2 separate regions of the Homo sapiens genome follow, and region 2 is linked to region 1. Evidence: read pairs that join two places in POLR2A ChIA-PET (ENCODE). Cell type or tissue: GM12878. All regions are shown on one strand. Each heading gives the region's core, and the rest is flanking DNA. Links, peaks and the distances in the headings are about the cores only.

Evidence for each region. Peaks named below come from ENCODE experiments on the same cell type or tissue, not always from the same donor. Only the 100,000 strongest peaks of a DNase experiment are listed, where the experiment ranks them.
Region 2: POLR2A ChIA-PET joins it to region 1 with 6 read pairs; 3 of 35 experiments call an interaction of 5 or more read pairs at or near these places.

Annotation. Positions count from the first base shown.
Region 1 is chr19:18,101,789-18,108,011 of GRCh38, forward strand. MAST3 (microtubule associated serine/threonine kinase 3) reads left to right here. Exons shown (of 28, transcript NM_001393504.1): 2 at 5,799-5,830. Among named protein-coding and RNA genes, the nearest start is that of MAST3, 7.1 kb to the left of the region's middle. RefSeq lists a silencer at 2,601-2,710. In GM12878, for the core only: no CTCF peak of the experiment used is centred there; a DNase peak (open chromatin) is centred at 2,714; H3K4me3 peaks cover 817 bases; H3K27ac peaks cover 787 bases.
Region 2 is chr19:17,779,158-17,783,157 of GRCh38, forward strand. FCHO1 (FCH and mu domain containing endocytic adaptor 1) reads left to right here. Exons shown (of 29, transcript NM_015122.3): 21 at 2,074-2,186; 22 at 2,295-2,382; 23 at 2,555-2,663; 24 at 3,860-4,000. Among named protein-coding and RNA genes, the nearest start is that of B3GNT3, 14 kb to the right of the region's middle. In GM12878, for the core only: no CTCF peak of the experiment used is centred there; no DNase peak of the experiment used is centred there.

The DNA.
Region 1 (6,223 bases), core at 926-4,925:
TACAGGCGAGCGCCACCACACCCGACTAATATAATTTTTATATTTTTTAGTAGAGATGGTGTTTCACCATGTTGGCCAGAATGGCCTCAAACTCTTTTTTTTTTTTTTTTTTTTTTTGAGACGGAGTCTTGCTCTGTCGCCCAGGCTGGAGTGCAGTGGCGTGATCTCCGCTCATTCCACCTCCCAGGTTCATGCCATTCTCCTGCCTCAGCCTCCCGAGTAGCTGGGACTACAGGCTCCTGCCACCACACCCGGCTAATTTTTTGTATTTTTAGCAGAGACGGGCTTTCACCGTGTTAGCCAGGATGGTCTCCATCTGCTGACTTCGTGATCCTCCCACCTCGGCCTCTCAAAGTGCTGAGATTACAGGTGTTAGCCACTGCGCCTGGCCTTTTTTTTTTGAAACGGAGTTTCACTCTTTCGCTCTTCTTGCCCAGGCTGGAGTGCAATGGCACGATCTCGGCTCACCGCAACCTCTGCCCCCGAGTTCAAGCGATTCTCCTGCCTCAGCCTCCCAGGTAGCTGGGATTACAGGCATGCGCCACCACATCCTGCTAATTTTGTATTTTTAGTAGAGACGGGGTTTCTCCATGTTGGTCAGGCTGGTCTCGAACTCCTGACCTCAGGTGATCTGCCTGCCTCAGCCTCCCAAAGTCCTGGGATTACAGGCATGAGCCACTGCGCCCGGCCACCTTTTTTTTTTTTTTTTTTGAGACGGAGTCTCATTCTGTCACCCAGGCTGGAGTACAATGGTGTGGTCTTGGCTCACTGCAACCTCCGCCTCCGGGGTTCAAGGGATTCTCCTGCCTCGGCCTACCGAGTAGCTGGGACTACAGGCGCCTGCCACCACATCCAGCTAATTTTTGTATTTTAAGTAGAGACGGGGTTTCACTATGTTGGCCAGGCTGATCTTGAACTCCTGACCTTGTGATCCGCCCACCTTGGCCTCCCAGCGTGCTGGGATTACAGGCGTGAGCCACCGCACCTGGCTCAAACTCTTGATCTTAAGTGATCCTCCCGCCTCAGCCTCCCAAAGTGCTGGGATTACAGGCATGAGCCACAGCACCCAGCTGCTTCGGGTCTCTCTTAATCCCTCCAGTATGGGGGTGCTCCTGCTGTGCTATGTCTTCTCCAAAATGGGATTTCCTCAAGGTGGGGCTAAAGCTTGTTGGGGAGGCAGCATCCCCCAGCCTGGGCAAGCGCAGACGGGTATACCATAAATATTACCTTTAAAGGGCAGTTTCAGGGGGTCGGGGCCTCCCCAACCTCCACTCCTCTGGGTGGGAACCACTCCCAGGGGAACAGCAGGCACAGAGGGAGCTGTGGGTGGAAAGCAGATGGTGCGGGGACCGAAGGGTCCGGGAGTGGTGCCAGGAGAGTTCTGTGTGGTCCAGCTTCCCCGGGAGCCTTTGCAGGGAGCTGCCGATTTTGCCTCACCTCTCTCTGCCACTTTAAAAAAACATCTTCAGGCCAGGCACAGTGGCTCATGCCTGTAATCCAGCGTTTTGGGAGGCCGAGATGGGAGGACTGCTTGAGGTCAGGAGGTCAAGACCAGCCAGACCAACATGGTGAAATCCTATCTCTACTAAAAATACAAAATCAGCCAAGCGTGGTGGTGGGCGCCTGTAATCCCAGCTTACTTGGGAGGCTGAGGCAGAAGAATCGCTTGAACCCAGGAGGTGGAGGTTGCAGTGAGACAAGATCGCACCATTGCCCTCCAGCCTGGGCGACAGAGCAAGTCTCCATCTGAAAACAAACAAACAAACAAAATATTCACATCTTTTTGTCTTTTGGAAGCAACTTTCAACTGGTGGTTATTATTCACGTCTTGATCATTGTCTTGACTCCCATCCATCCAAGTCTCCCCCAGCACCAGGCTCTGAGCTTGCTACTCATTGATTCCTCCAGGGACCCTATGTCACTGGGCCATTTTCCAAATGAGAAAACTGAGGCACAGAGGGGTTAAGTCACTTGTCGGGTCACACAGTGCAGGAGTGGGGGAGCCAGACTGGGAACCTAGGACTGTCAGAGTTTTGGAAGGAAATGCCTGGATGGGGTGCAAGTGGGACCCCCCACCAGGGTTCAAATCCCTCCCTGTTTCACGTGGGGTAGTGGAGGAAGTGGTATAAGATCCCACAACTGGCTGGGTGCAGTGGCTCATGCCTGTAATCCCAGCACTTTGGGAGGCCAAGGCAGGTGGATCACTTGAGACCAGGAGTTCAAGACCAGCCTGGGCAACATGGTGAAACCTCATCTCTATAAAAAATACAAAAATTAGCCGGGTGTGGTGGCACATGCCCACAATCCCAGCTACTCTGGAGGCGGAGGTTGCAGTGAGCCAAGATTGCACCACTGCATTCCAGTCTGGGCGACATAGCCAGACGCTGTCTCAAAAAAAAAAAAAAAAAAAAAAAAAAAAAAAAAAAAAAAATTCCCACAACTATTGGAAGGGGAAGAAGGAGACCCTAATGGCCACGGTGATGGTGGTGATGGTTCCATCACCATGACTGCTTGAACTAAACGCCGTGAGTTGTCTGTCCTCAGACATATTCAAGCAGTCAGAGAGACCTTCGAGGGGTAGATTATTCTCCTCCCATCGTGACAGCTTGGTTTTCTGAGCGCAGAGCAGCTGAAGTCAGGCCTGGGGTAACGCCACACCCCCGCGACCCTTCCCCGCCTCTCCCGGGAGACCTTGCCCTCCCAGCTGGGTCATCCGGCAGCCCAGCAGCTTCCGGCCCCCTCCAATTGGCTGTAGGGGCCGATGGCGTCACTGGTTGCTATGGCGAACACCCAGATCACGACGTGGGCAGCCTGGAGCCCACCAAAGTAAAAATAGTCGTGTGTCCCCAACGTGGCCGCCCTGATGTGTGTGGAGGGAGGGTGTCCTGAGACCCAGTTTCCTGCCTCTCACTCCACTAAGAGACGTGGGCAGCCGGCTTTCCTCTGCACCTAAGTTTCCCTGCCAGTAAAACAGCCCCTGCCCGCGGTTCGTAGGAGGTGGCTCAGTAAATGCAAGGACATTTACCAGGTATTATGACAGCTTCCATGGTCCCTTGCTGAGCTCAACAATAGTACAACAGCACACAACAGCAGCAATAGTAATGGCTGATCATGATTAACCCAGAACCCTCCTCACGTCATCTCCAGTTACAGATGGGGAAACTGAGGCACGGGGCATACAAATAATTTGCATGGCCAGGAAGAAACAGAGAATTGAACTGGACCCAGGTCTGGGTGTCCCCAGATTCTAAACTTGTGCCACATGGCATTTTGAGAATTTAATAAACCCTCGTGATTGACCGGGTGCGATGGCTTACACTGTAATCCCAGCCCTTTGGGAGGCTAAGGTGGATGGATCACTTGAGGTCAGGAGTTCGAGACCAGCCTGGGCAACATAGTGAAACCTCGTCTCTGCTAAATATACAAAAATTAGCCAGGCATGCTGGCACACACCTGTAACCCCAGTTACTTGGGAGGCTGAGTCAGGAGAATCGCTTGAACCCGAGAGGCAGAGGTTTCAGTGAGCCAAGACTGCACCACTGCACTCCAGCCTGGCGATACAGTGAGACTCCATCTAAACAAACAAACAAACAAACAAAAAACTGGTTTTTTGGCCAGGCATGGTGGCTTATGCCTGTAATCCCAGCATTTTGTAATCCCGGCATTTTGGGAGGCCAAAGTGGGTGGATCATCTGAGGTCAGGAGTTCAAGACTAGCCTGGGTAACATGGCAAAACCCTGTCTCTTCTAAAAAAAAAAAAAAAAGTCCCAGCTACTCTGGAGGTTGAGGCAGGAGAATCGCTTGAACCTGGGAGACAGAGGTTGCAGCGAGCCGAGATTGTGTCATTGCACTCCAGCCTGGGCAACAAGAGCAAAAGTCTGTCTCAAAAAAACAAAAACAACAACAAAAAAAAACCCTCTTGGGCAGCCCATGTCTGAGGATGGACTGTGAGGTCACAGTGGAACACAAGCTCACGGCTTTCTATCCTTCATGCGGTGAGGGCACCCAGAGTTGGTGCAGGTCAGTTTGCTGAGCTCTAAAAGGGTCTTCAAAAGGGAGTCACCCGTCAGCCGTCCTCCCCACGCCCCCACTGGTACCCAGGGCCCAAACCTGCATAGGCTTTGCAGCGAGTGAGGAGAGAATGGCGTTCAGACCTAGACCCAGGAGGAGAGGGACATCTGAGATGGGACAGGGAGAGGACAACTCAGGAATCTCTGTTTTCTCAACAGATTATTAGTTTTTAGCCACTACTGACATACTTCTTCATAAATACAACTAATTGGTAATTTTAAATAAAATTATTATTAATTTTTTTTAGACTTAGAGTCTTGCTCTGTCACCCAGACTAGAGTGCAATGGTATTATCATAGTTCACTGCAACCTCCAACTCCTGGGGTCAAGCAATCCTCCCACCTCAGTCTCCTGAGTAGCTGGGATTGCAGGCGTGCAACACCACACCTGGCTAATTTTTTTTTCTTTTTTGAGACGGAATCTCTCATTGTTGCCAGGCTAGAGTGCAATGGCACCATCTCAGCTCACTGCAAGCTCTGCCTCCCAGGTTCAAGCGATCCTCCCGAGTAGCTGGGGCTACAGGTGTGCAATACCACGCCCAGCTAATTTTTGTATTTTTAGTAGAGACAGGGTTTCACCATGTTGGCCAGGATGGTCTTGATCTCTTGACCTTGTGATCTGCCCGCCTTGGCCTCCCAAAGTACTGGGATTACAGGCATGAGCCACCGCACTTGGCCCTTCTTATTTATTTATTTATTTATTTATTTATTTATTTATTTATTTATTTTTGAGATGGAGTTTCGCTCTTGTTTCCCAGGCTGGAGTGCAATGGTGTGACCTCGGCTCACTGCAACCTCCGCCTCCCGGGTTCAAGCGATTCTCCTGCCTTAGTCTCCCAAGTAGCTGGAATTACAGGCACCCACCACCATGCCTGGCTAATTTTGTATTTTTAGTAGAGATGGGGTTTCACCATGTTGGCCAGGCTGGTCTTGAACTCCCGACCTCAGGTGATCTGCCCACCTCAGCCTCCCAAAGCTCTGGGATTACAGGTATGAGCCACTGCGCCTGACCGGCCCGGCCTTTTTTTGGAGACAGGGCTCAAGCAATCCTCCCACCTCAGCCCCCCAAGTAGCTAGGAGTACAGGCTTGAGCCACCATGCCCAGCAATTTTTTTTTTTTTTTTTTTTTTTTTTTTTTGTAGAGACGGGGTTTCACTCTGTTGCCCAGGCTAGTTTCAAACTCCTGAACTCAAGTGATCCATCCGCCTTGGCCTCCCAAAGTGCCAGAATTACAGGTGTGAGCCACCGCACCCGGCCTACTCTGGCTAATTTTTTTAAAAAGTTTTGTAGAGATGTAGTCTTGCTATGTTGCCCAATCTGGCTTAAACTTCTGGGCTCAAACAACCCTCCTGCTTTGGTCTCCCAAAGTACTGAGATCACAGGTGTGAGCCACCGTGCCCAGCCTAAAATATTTTTTAATGCAGGTATGGTAGGAGCCGGGTGGGGAATTAGACTGTGAATCTGGAGGGCCTCCAGGAAGAAAGGATGTTGAGTTCAGATCTGGAGTATGAGCTGCAGTTAATTAGGGCCAGAAGGGAGGGAAGGCTGTTCTGAGAGAGCGCACAGATAGCGCAAAGGCCTTGAGGCAGGGCTGAGCCAGTGTGTAGAGTGAGCGGGAAAGATGCATTGGTTGGGGCATGGGATTGGGGATTGTGGGGGTGCATCAACGGCCAGGGGTTCTGAGGGCTAGTCTCTCTGAGAATGATCCCCATTTCTGTCTCATTGCAGAAGGAGCTGAGCCTGCCACGCCGAGGACGTGGGTGAGTTCACCTGGGACTGGCGGGCTGGGTGGGCCCCAGTGGTCTTGGAAGTGGATATTTCAGCAACAGCCACTGAATTGTGAATGTATTTAATAATTACAGCAACACATCTCATGTTCATTCTTGCCCTCGTGTTTGCAAAGTGCTTCACAAGCACCTGGCCTCTCACCACAAACATGGGAGGCCATGCCAGTTTGCAAATGAGGAAGCTGAGGTGCAAAGGGGTTTCATCACCAGCTAAGGACACTCAGCTGGGAAGGAGAGAAACTTGTCTGGAATCCAGAGTCCAGATGTTGAATTTCAGCTGAAGTGTATTAGAACTGGCTTGAATGCCTCTCATGACGGGGAGCTCACTTCCTTTTGGGGAACACCAGCAGAAAATCATCTCTCAGC
Region 2 (4,000 bases), core at 1-4,000, 320 kb before region 1:
CTGGGCAGAGGGCACAGCCCCTGCAAAGGTCCTGGGGCAGGAGCGCGCTAGGCCTGTCTGAAGAACAGCAAGGAGGTCTGCCTGCTGGAACGGGGTGATCACGGAAGGAGGAAGAAGAGAAGGCAGGGACCAGGAAGGGCCTGATGGGCCCAGGGAGGGCTTGTGAATGTTACCCTGAGTAACGCTGAGGGCCATGAGCAGGGGAGGGGCGGGACCTGACTCAGGGGTCACAGGCTCCCTCTGGCAGCTTCGGGAGTGAGGGCAGAAACCAGAGACTGGGGAGGCAACCAGGGAGGCAAGTAGGCGATGGGGGTAAGGGTGGCAGTGGGAGAAGCAGGTGGAAAGGTCGCTGCAGGGGAGAGTTCGGAGGAGTAAGGATGGGGAAGGAGCGGAGTCAAGGGAGGGAGGAGGATGGGGAAGGAGCGGAGTCAAGGGAAGGAGGAGGATGGGGAAGGAGCGGAGTCAAGGGAGGGAGGAGGATGGGGAAGGGGCGGAGTCAAGGGAGGGAGGAGGATGGGGAAGGGACAGTCAAGGGAGGGAGGAGGATGGGGAAGGGGCGGAGACAAGGGAGGGAGGAGGATGGGGAAGGGGTGGAGTCAGGGAGGGGTGGGGGACGTCGAGGCTGTGCCTTTAGGTGTCAGGTGCACAGTGGACCCTGAGTGTGGGGAAGGTCAGGTCAGAGCACCCCCTCCTTGAAGACGTCATCAAAACAGGAGGAGCAGCCGCCCAGGGAGAGCAGAGGAGAGGACAGCCGGGGAGCCCAGAGGGGTTGGAGACAGGAGGACAGCAGGAGATGGGGGGAGAGCGGCGGGATGGGCTCCTGGGGGCTGTCTGAGGAGAATGGGAAGCCCCCGAGTCAGAGGGACTGTGGGCTGTGACCACCCGAGGTCCCCAGTAGTGTCAACAAGGGCTCCTGGCACCCTCCATAGGAAAGGGCCAGGCTGGAGCCCGTTCAAGGGAGAGCTGAGTGGGTGGAGACCACAGAGTGGGGGCAGAAGAAGCTCTTTTTTTTTTTTTTTTTTTTGAGAGGGAGTTTTGCTCTTGTTGCCCGGGCTGGAGTGCAGTGGTGTGATCTTGGCTCACTGCAACCTCTGCCTCCCAGGTTCAAACAGTTTTCTGCCTCAGCCTCCCAAGTAGCTGGGACTACAGGTGCGTACCGCCACACGTGGCTAATTTTTGTATTTTTAGTAGAGATGGGGTTTCACCATGTTGGACAGGCTGGTCTCGAACTCCTGACCTCAGGTGATCTGCCTGCCTCGGCCTCCCAAAGTGTTGAGATTACAGGCGTGAGCCACCGCACCCGGCCTGAGTAGAGGCTCTTATCCAACCCTGCAAATTCTGCCCCCCCAGGGGACATTGTCAGTGTCTGGAGACATTTTTGGTTGTCACCACCAGGCAGGAGTGGTGCTCCTGGCATTCAGTGGGTGGAGGCCTGGGTTGCTGCTCAGCACCCTACAGTGCACAGGGCAGCCCCCGCCCCCGAGAATGGTCCAGCCCCCAAATATCCACAGTGCTGAGGCTGAGAAAGTCGGGTAGAGCGGGGAGCACAGCTTGGGGTACAGGTGAGAGGGGAGGTAGGTGGGAGGGGAGGTTGGCAAGCAAGGGAGCACGTTCATAGATGGAACAGAACCAGGACCCTGAGGAAGCAGGAGAGGGAGGGGAGCTTGGGTGTTAAAGGCATGAGACTCAGACACAGACCACAGTAGGTGGCTGCAGTCAGGTTCTCGGAAAGGGTAGAGGTCACAAAATGGCTGAATGTTGGCTAAAAATCCTCTGCTGAACCCCCCTTACAGCATGCCTGCGTCTTAAGCCTTCAGTGCTTGCTTGCATACCCCCAGTGATGGGGAGCTCACCCCTTATTGGGCCACCATTCTGGTGTCTGGGAGGGTTGGGGGTGTGGACAGTATCTGCAGTCCTGTCTGGCACCTTTTCTGCAACACCAGGACTTCAGACCCATTGGGGGTCTCTGCAGAAAAGCCCACCTCCTAAGATTTTGGCTGAGTTTGTGCCCCTGGGGAGGCCCCAGAGGCCCCGGGCAGCATCTCAGCAGTGCCTCTTTGTACTCGCTCCTAGACCTGATGCCTGCACCTGCTGACCCCACAGCCAGGGAGGGCCTGGCAGCCCCACCCAGGAGACTTCGCTCTAGGAAGGTGTCCTGCCCTCTCACACGTAGCAATGGGGACCTGGTAGGTGAGGGGGCGTGGCAGGAGCTGGACTGGGGGTCGCGTCTGGGGTCCGCTTTTGGGCACTGGTCCTGGGGCACTCACAGCCAAGATTGTCTCTTTCCCTTCCAGTCTCGTTCCCTGAGCCCCTCCCCACTGGGCTCTTCAGCCGCCAGCACTGCCTTGGAACGGCCCAGCTTCTTATCCCAGACAGGACACGGTATGTGAGGGCGGTCCTGGGCCTGGCTTTGGGCCTCAGTGTCACCTTCTCTGGTCTGGGTGGGTGGCTTCTCTGTTGGCAGAGGTGTGGTTGGGCGGAGGGAGTCTCGAGCCTGGAGCCTATATTCACACTGTCTATCCGTTGTTCCCCATTCCCTCTCCACCACCCCCAGGAGTCTCCCGGGGTCCGAGCCCTGTGGTCCTGGGCTCCCAGGATGCCCTGCCCATAGCCACAGCCTTCACAGAGTATGTCCACGCCTACTTCCGTGGCCACAGCCCCAGGTACCCAGTGATGGGCAGACAGGGCCCGTGGGAAGTCTGTGTTGGGGGAGTCCAGCAGGGACAGCTTTCAGATGTGCTTCATGGTCTGTCTTATAGTGAAAGGGCCTTGAACACTGAGCCAAGTGACCAGGCCCCTGTCCTGAGGGCAGTGGAGCCATAGGAGGGCCTTTTTTTTTTTTTTTTTTTTTTTTTTTTTGAGACAGAGTTTCGCTCTTGCTGCCCAGGCTGGAGTGTGCAGTGGTGCAATCTCGCAATCTCAGCTCACTGCAACCTCTGCCTCCCGGGTTCAAGCAATTCTCCTGTCTCAGCCTCCCGAGTAGCTGGAACTACAGATGCGTGCCACTGCACCCGACTAAATTATTGTGCTTTTTGTTTGTTTATTTGTTTGTTTGTTTGTTTTGAGACAGGGTCTCACTCTGTTGCCCAGGCTGGAGTGTAGTGGCGTGATCTCAGTTCACTGCCACCTCTGCCTCCTGGGTTCAAGAGATTCTCCTGCCTCAGCCTCCCGAGTAATTCTGGGATTACAGGCACATGCCACCACACCCTGCTGATTTTGTGTCTTTAGTAGAGACAGGGTTTCACCATGTTGGCCAGGCTGGTCTCGAACTCCTGGCCTCAAGTAATCCAGCTGCCTCAGCCTCCCAAGGTGCTGGGAGGATAGACATGAGCCACTGTGCCCAGCCATAGGAGAGCATTTAAGCAGGGCTATGCATTGCTGTAGACGCCAAGGCTGCCGTGGGCATTAAGATGAAGGGAGTAATACTAGAAGTTAGGCCCAGTAAGTGGGTAAGGGCGTGGGTTAGGGACAAGCGGAGTGCAGGGATATATATTGGGGTGGCCTTCAGCAGAAAAGATCTGAAAGTCAAACCATGAAGAAGAGGAGAGTGTCAGATCAAAAACCCAAGCAAAGGATAGCTAAAAAACTGAACATTTTAATTTGAGCTTCCTGGTGGCCTAGGAGAAAAGAGAACTAGGGATGGAGATGTTCCTGCCTCCTTCAGCCCAGGGTGGATTCTTCCTGTCCAGGCAGGAATGAAAGAGGAGGTTGGGGGAAAGGATACGGGGGATCATCAGGGCCATCCTCCTAGATCCGAGGAGTCTGGGGAGCCACAGGCACCAGTGAAACCAAGAGAAGGGGAAGGATGAGGCACCAGGCAGAGCCCTAAGCCAACACCCAGTCCCCTCATCCTCCCTAGCTGCCTGGCTCGAGTAACTGGGGAGCTGACCATGACCTTCCCTGCTGGCATCGTGCGTGTGTTCAGCGGGACCCCACCACCACCTGTCCTCAGCTTCCGGCTTGTACACACAACCGCTATTGAGCACTTCCAGCCCAACGC